3 separate regions of the Homo sapiens genome follow, and all the other regions are linked to region 3. A link is an interaction called in ENCODE POLR2A ChIA-PET data of the cell type or tissue named here. Cell type or tissue: OCI-LY7. All regions are shown on one strand.

What was found. Peaks named below come from ENCODE experiments on the same cell type or tissue, not always from the same donor. Only the 100,000 strongest peaks of a DNase experiment are listed, where the experiment ranks them.
Region 1: POLR2A ChIA-PET joins it to region 3 with 9 read pairs; 3 of 35 experiments call an interaction of 5 or more read pairs at or near these places.
Region 2: POLR2A ChIA-PET joins it to region 3 with 10 read pairs; 4 of 35 experiments call an interaction of 5 or more read pairs at or near these places.

What each region holds. Positions count from the first base shown.
Region 1 is chr17:61,987,783-61,990,282 of GRCh38, forward strand. The region is part of intron 11 of MED13 (mediator complex subunit 13); the gene reads right to left. Among named protein-coding and RNA genes, the nearest start is that of INTS2, 61 kb to the left of the region's middle. In OCI-LY7, no CTCF peak of the experiment used is centred here; no DNase peak of the experiment used is centred here.
Region 2 is chr17:61,585,676-61,588,175 of GRCh38, forward strand. No RefSeq gene overlaps it. Among named protein-coding and RNA genes, the nearest start is that of NACA2, 4.3 kb to the right of the region's middle. In OCI-LY7, no CTCF peak of the experiment used is centred here; no DNase peak of the experiment used is centred here.
Region 3 is chr17:61,857,752-61,860,251 of GRCh38, forward strand. It overlaps BRIP1 (BRCA1 interacting DNA helicase 1), which reads right to left. Exons shown (of 20, transcript NM_032043.3): 3 at 2,045-2,156. Among named protein-coding and RNA genes, the nearest start is that of BRIP1, 4.5 kb to the right of the region's middle. In OCI-LY7, no CTCF peak of the experiment used is centred here; no DNase peak of the experiment used is centred here; H3K27ac peaks cover 291 bases.

The DNA of each region.
Region 1 (2,500 bases), 130 kb after region 3:
TCTGTCACCACCAGGCTGAAATGCAGTGGTGCAATCACACCTCACTGTAGCCTTGACCTCTCGGGTTCAAGCAATCCTCCCACCCCAGTAGCTGGGACTACAGGCACGTGACCCTATGCCCAGTTAATTTTTTTTTTTTTCCTCGAGTTGGGGTTTTGCCATATTGCCCAGACTGGTCTTGAGCTTCTGGGCTCAAGCAATCTGCCCACCTCTGTTTCTGAAGTGCTGGGATTACAGGTGTGAGCCACCTCACCTGGCCTGTATTTTTCTATCTTTCTGAAATGTAAACGAAGAACAGAACAATGATCAAGAGCTGACTCTTGGGCCAGACAGACTTTAATCTGAATCCCAGCTCCACCACTAACAGTATGACCCTCGACAAATTACTTAATGTCTCTGTGCCTCAATACCAAGAATAAAATGTAATAGAATGTTGGTAATGTGCTTCGCCCAGTACTAGGTGCTTAAGTACTAGATAAATATTACCGCTTAGTTACCGTACTACAATTTTATTTTCCTACCCTCTCGCCCTGTTTTAGGGTAACAAAAACATGATACCAATTACAATGAAAATTAAACTCCCAATATATTCCTGCACAAGAAAAACAATTTGATACATAACCTTCCAAATCATTCTCTGTTAACTGACTTGAGAGTCCTCGTTTTCAGAAAGATAAAAGTCACTTCCCCAGTGTCTCTGGTGTGTCAGTTCTAAAGATTCACTAGAGTTGTGCCTTTGAAATTTTAAAAGTAAAAATCATCTAAGATACTTACTAAAAACCAAGATTTTGAAGCTCCACCTTGGAGATACTCCAGAATGTAGCATATGTCTCACATTTTGAGAAAGCTGAACTACAGGCACAAGAAGGGGCTTACATGTTTCCTATATCCCAGGGAACATCCTAGCATAGGTAAGTAGCCCAAACAACCCAATTTGTTTCCGAGTTTTTTCGTTTTTTTTTTTAATGTATGTATTGTGAAATGACTAAATCAAGCTACTGAACATATTCATTACCTCATATACAGGTACTTTTTTTTATGTTGGGAACACTTAAAATCTACTCTGAATTTTCAAATATACAATCTATTATTAATTGTAGTAACCACAATTTACAATAGATCTCTTGAACTTATTCCTCCCAACTGAAATTTTGTGTCCCCTGGCCATCCCCATTCCCCTACCCCCAGTCTCTGGTAATCACCACTTTACTTTCTACTTCCATGAATCCAGCTTTTTTTTTTTTTTTGAGACAGAGTCTCGCTCTGTCGCCCAGGCTGGAGTGCAGTGGCGTGATCTCGGCTCACTGCAACCTCTGTCTCCCGGATTCAAGCGATTCTCCTGCCTCAGCTCCCAAGTAGCTGGGACTACAGGTGTGTGCCACCACACCCGGCTGATTTTTTGTATTATTAGTAGAGACGGGGTTTCACTGTGTTAGCCAGGATGGTCTCAATCTCCTGACCTCATGATCCACCTGCCTTGGCCTCCCAAAGTGTTGGGATTACAGGCGTGAGCCACCACGCCCAGCCATATATTTTAATTTTTAAAATATTTAACATTTGATTGATTGATTGATTGGAGATGGAGTTTCACTCTTGTCACCCAGGCTGGAGTGCAATGGAGCGATCCTGGCTCACTGCAACCTCCGACTCCTAGATTCAAGCAATTCTGCCTCAGCCTCCCAAATAGATGGGATTACAGGTGCACGCCACCACACCTGGCTAATTTTGTATTTTTAGTAGAAACGGAGTTTTGCCATGTTGACCAGGCTGGTCTCAAACTCCTGACCTCAGGTGATCTGCCCACCTTGGCCTCCCAAAGTGCTCGGATTACAGGCATGAGCCACTGCACCTGGCCTATTTATTGTTTTTACACAGATAGGGTCTCACTACGTTGGCCAAGGTGGTCTTGAACTCCTGGCCTCAAGCAATTCTCCTACTGTGGCCTCCCAAAATACTGAGATTATAGGCATGGGCCATGACACTTGGCCTTGCAGCAGACTTTCAAATCAGGTAGTGTGATGCCACCAACTTTGTTCTTTTTGCTCAAGACTGCTTTAGCCATTCAGGGCCTTTTGTGACCCTATACACATTTTAGGATTGTTTTTTCTATTACTGTGAAAAGTGTCATTGGAATTTTGATAGGGATTGCTCTGAATCTGTAGATCACTCCGGCAAAGAATCCAAACTGTTGAATTTTCAAGCTACCTAGACCATTTGTTCATTGTTCAGATAGATTTTTTTCTTATTTTTGGTTATCCACAGACTGACCCTCTATTTATTCCAAATATTAAAACTTTGTCATCGAAAACACACACCAGAAGATGACTTACTTTGCCCACATCAAAAGTTAAATGGATTTTGCTGTACATCATAGTGAATAATAACATATTGTATACTTGCAAATTGCTGAAAGTAGATTTTAAGTATTCTCACCCACACGCACAAAAAAGGTATGTAAGGTAATGCATATGTTAAACAGCTTGATCTACCCATTCCACTA
Region 2 (2,500 bases), 270 kb before region 3:
AACCCAGGAGGAAGAAGTTGCGGTGAGCCAAGATCACGCCATTGCACTCCAGCTTGGGCAACAAGAGTGAAACTCCATTTCAAAAAAAAAAAAAGAAAGAAAAAAGAAAATATTAATTCAAGCACACTAGGTTTCTCTTTTTTTTAAAGTACATATTTGTCAGCGAGGAAAAGAAATGATCATATCAAGTTACTAAAGTTGACTTGGACTAATCTATGTTTTCATTTAACTCATACTTTTTTTTTTTAAGCTGTGGACAATTTAAAGCAAGAATTTTCAATCTATGGATTTTGACCCATTTATTGGGTTCTGACTAGAATTTTAAAAATTGAAATAGATATAACGGCAAAGGTACATTTGACACAGTGAAGATAGCAACTTTGGGTCTTAAGATCAAATGTATTTCTTAATGTGAATCATGGTTAAAAGTTCAAAAAACGATGATTTAGAGTAAAACAAGTATAAAAATCATTGCTAGTTTTCTTCAACATTTTGTGCATGTTTCTCTTCTTGGGTTTCTTTCTTGATAATCCTTAGCCCTTTTATAACTAATTATCACATCCTGGAATTTATTTTCCACACTTAAAGCTTTACAGATGTAAGGAAGAAATGTGTAGACTAACAGACAACGAAGAAATATGTGGCCAAATCTCCCTAGAAATCAATTTATTTTTAGTAAATCGCTAGGAGTCAAGACATCTAAATATCTTTTCTATAATTGTCATAAGACCTTGTACAAGTCCTGTTCTGATTATTTCCCTGGTGTATTTGGTGAGAATAATTATTCCTGCTACTAAATCACTTTGCAGAAACCTTGGAAAATTAGTATTAGTAGACTAATCATATTGTAAGCTGCTCTGACCAAAATATCGGATAAATACATGGATAAAAAGAGGCCTGCTAACATACCAATTTGAGGCTCCTAATAATTCTCCTCTTTGCATGTTTTCTTTATTTTTATTTTTACTTTTTTTTTTTTTTTGAAACAAGGTCTTGCTCTGTCACTCAGGCTGGAGCGCAGTGGTACAATCAAAGCTCACTGCAGCCTTGACCTCCCAGCCTCAAGCAATCCTCCCATCTCAGCCTCCCAAGTAGCTGGTACTACAGGTGCATGCCACCACCCCCGTCCAATTTTTATATTTTTTGTAGAGATGGGGTTTTGCCATGTTGCCCAGGCTTGTCTCAAACTCCTGGGCTCAACTGATCCTCCCACCTAGGCCTCTCAAAGAGCTGGGATTAGAGGTATGAGCCACCACACCTGGACGTTTTCTTTCTAATTATTTCTTATATCCTTTGAAATATTTATCTTAGGTAAGTTTTTTTTCATGTGTTTACCCTCCTCATTACAATATAAGAGGATCTTCGAGAATAGAGGATGGCTTATAAAATTCTATATTATTTTTCGGGCCCAGAAAAGATCTCTATGAGCAGAGGTGACTCAAGAGATGCTTATAATACTAATTAAATAAATCATGATGAATGGCAAGGGATAGACAAAGAATTAAAATTAATGATGAGCTAGAAACAGACTCTACTGACCTTAAAATAAACTCTATGAAGTCCAACGCACAAGGAGATGAGGTTAAAGCATGCTAACTTGTAAACAGGTAGAAAAATGGATTCACAGATTTTCATGGCACAAGACTTTACTCATTTATTTAGCTGGATGCTTCCCTATCACTGGGCACTAAAGACTCTTGTGTCATAGTCTTTTTGCTACTATTAAGCCAGAAAACAGAGATAATGTGCCAGCCTACCTACACAAGACGAATCATATTTCTCTCCAAGAACCTCAACAAGGGCACCTAGTTAAAGGTGGTAACTGAATTTGGTTCCATCTACATAATGGCATAATCAAGACAGAGAAATGATAAAAATATTATGACAGCTGATGCATTCCCTAGAGACTGACAGAGTCCAGTAGCAAGGTCCAGATCCACACTGGAGTCTGTACTTGAACAAGATACAGATATCAGATTTAGTAACTAGAAATATTCCATCGACCCTCATCCCCACCCCACCCTTCCCCATAACAGACTCAATTATCAAGTGGCAAGAAAAATTCTCCATAGGGAAGCTTGGTGCCTTCCTTCAAGAACGTGCCTGCCATTCTACAAGAAGTAAAAATCATGGAAAATTAGTTTCCACGGGGAAGATCATCTGAGAAGGATGGGCAGTAACAACTTAGGGGGCAATGAAGTTAGAAGGTTGGCATAGCTCTTCAAGGAATGTCAAGACCATGGCCAGAAAATGCTCAACATTATAGTAAAAAGTTGAGGGAAATGTACCCAACAGAAAACTTTGATGCTCATTTTGAAGAAGGTAAAGCTGCCAGAAGACTGAGACACTGCTGAAAAAATGGGCACAAAAAGAATTACAGTGGTAGAGTTGGGATCTAAAAATGTACCATTTTTGCATATGAGAGTAGCCTTGTTCCACTTCATTACTTAATTTGAGTGAAGTGGAAAGAACATGGGCTTTGGAATCATGTAGACCATGA
Region 3 (2,500 bases):
AAATTATCACCCATTTATGTAATCTGTAAAAATCTAATAATCTAAGATTAATAATGTAATAAAAGTACAACTACTCAAGTATTCATTTATATTAAGATTTATCTAAAATTCAAGAATGGATTGAAACAAGGACATAAAGTATATCCTTAATTACTACTCTTTCCCTAAATGAAGAATTTGAAAGTTCAATATATTAGATAATAATCTAACACATAAGGGTTAAATCATTCCCCCAATTATACTTCTATTTCAAATAGAAACATGTTTTTTGATGTATTAATTCTGATACTTGCATCAAAATACATTTTAAGGTCAATATTCAAATCAATAAAATAGGTAATTTTAGTGCTAAATATAATACCAAATTGTAATAAGTTTACATTGTGTGCCTACATTGTATACAAATGTACAATTCATATACCCCCAAAAAAGCTAAATAATTTATTTTTAAAAATAATCAGTATTGACATTGTTTTCCCATTTGTACCATATAAATATTCCTAATTCTATTTTCCAGACATCTGCCATTAAGACCTGAAGTTAGTACCGATAAACTCATTTTTCCCAAAATTAACGTCAGTGAGAATCAAAATGAACAACCAAAAGCTTATGAAGTATTTACTGTTTTTTTTTTTTTTTGAGACAGAGTTTCGCTCCTGTTGCCCAGGCTGAAGTGCAATGGCGCGATCTCGGCTCACTGCAACCTCCACCTCCCAGGTTCAAGTGATTCTCCTGTCTCAGCCTCTCGAGTAGCTGGGATTACAGGCACACGCCACCTCACCAGGCTAATTTTGTATTTTTAGTAGAGACGGGGTTTCTCCACGTTGGTCTGGCTGGTCTCAAACTTCCAACCTCAGGTGATCCACCTGCCTTGGCCTCCCAAAGTGCTGGGATTACAGGCGTGCGCCACTGTGCCCAGCCTTAATATACTCTTATTAGTAACAAACATTTCATTTTAAAAATGTATCTATATACCTATATACACATACATACATACATACACATACCATGTTTAACCTCAATTCTCCTAATACTTTAGGTTAAAGCCATCTAATGTAACTAAAATGTATCCAATATTATATTTCTGATTCATTATGTAGTTTATATAGTCTTTCATAGAAGTAAATATTAATAGGCATTTGTTAGCAAACAAAGTAAAAATAGTTTGGCCTGGTGGCTCATGCCTATAATCCCAACTATTTAAGAGGCTGAAGCAGGAGAATCACTTGAGCCTGGGAGTTTGAGGTTACAGTGAGCTATGATCACATCACTATGCTCCATCCCAGGTGACGCCACTCAAAAAAAAAAAAAAAAAAAGGAAAAGTAGTGGGAAGTAATATAAATTCATACAAACAATATTATACTAAATTTCTGTTTATCTGGCATTTAAACAAGTAGAAAGATCAACTAGAATGTATTCTTTTTTATATATTCCATGTGCTGATGTTATGAGAAAGGAACAGGTAAGCAAATATATTAAAGGATTTCCCCCCCCAAAAAAAGCAATTAGTATGTGTTACAGCATCATGACAGCCCATCTCTTGCATCTTTTACATACAAATTATCATCTAATTATTTTTATAATAACTCTAAGCATCCAAAACTTTGTTTGTTTGTTTTCTTTCACCCAGGCTGGAGTGCACAATCACAGCTCTCTGCAACCTCGACCTCCTGGGCTCAAGCGATCCTACCACCTCAGTCTCCCAAGTAGCTGGGACTACAAGTGTACATCACCATGCCTGGCTAATTGATTGTCAATTTTTGTAGAGATGGGGTATCACCATGCTGCCCAGGCTGCCAAGTCTTTATGTACTTTCCGACTCATCAAAAGACTAAATTATGTTCAATACTATTTTAGCATTAATTAAACATATTTTGCTATATTGAAACTCTTTTGGAAGATTTATAACTTATTTCAAAGAAACATCTTTAAACAAATATTTAAGTTAGCGACAGCATGGCTGAACCAGTCTGGATAAAGAATACTGTATTATATTTTCTCAGATCCCAGTAAGTAACCTGAAGATATCAAGCAACTACTTACCACTAAGAGATTGTTGCCATGCTAAAGCAGAACAAAGTAAGGCTAAGCTTTTTCCACTTCCTGTGGGACTCTCCAACAAACAATGTTGCTTGCTGTTTAATCCTCTGAGAATCTATGAACACAGAAACCAATGAAAATAATAAACATATTAACTTTATAAAGGTCTCTCTCCATCTGAAGTTTAAATAGAACAGCAAGGAAAAGTGAGATTGCACTCCAGGGAACACAACAATAGCAGAAGGAACTCATATTTAGTTAAATCCAAACTGTATTCCTTTACACCTCTCCCTAAGATTATCTTACTAAAATATCAAGCACAAGAGAAGAAATGAAAAGAGGAATCTGTGCCAGAATTATGCAAGCATCAATGATTTCTGTAAAACCAGAATACATTACTACCTATCAATATATTTGATGAAAACTTAATGAAGGATACTGCTAGTGAGAGTACAAATT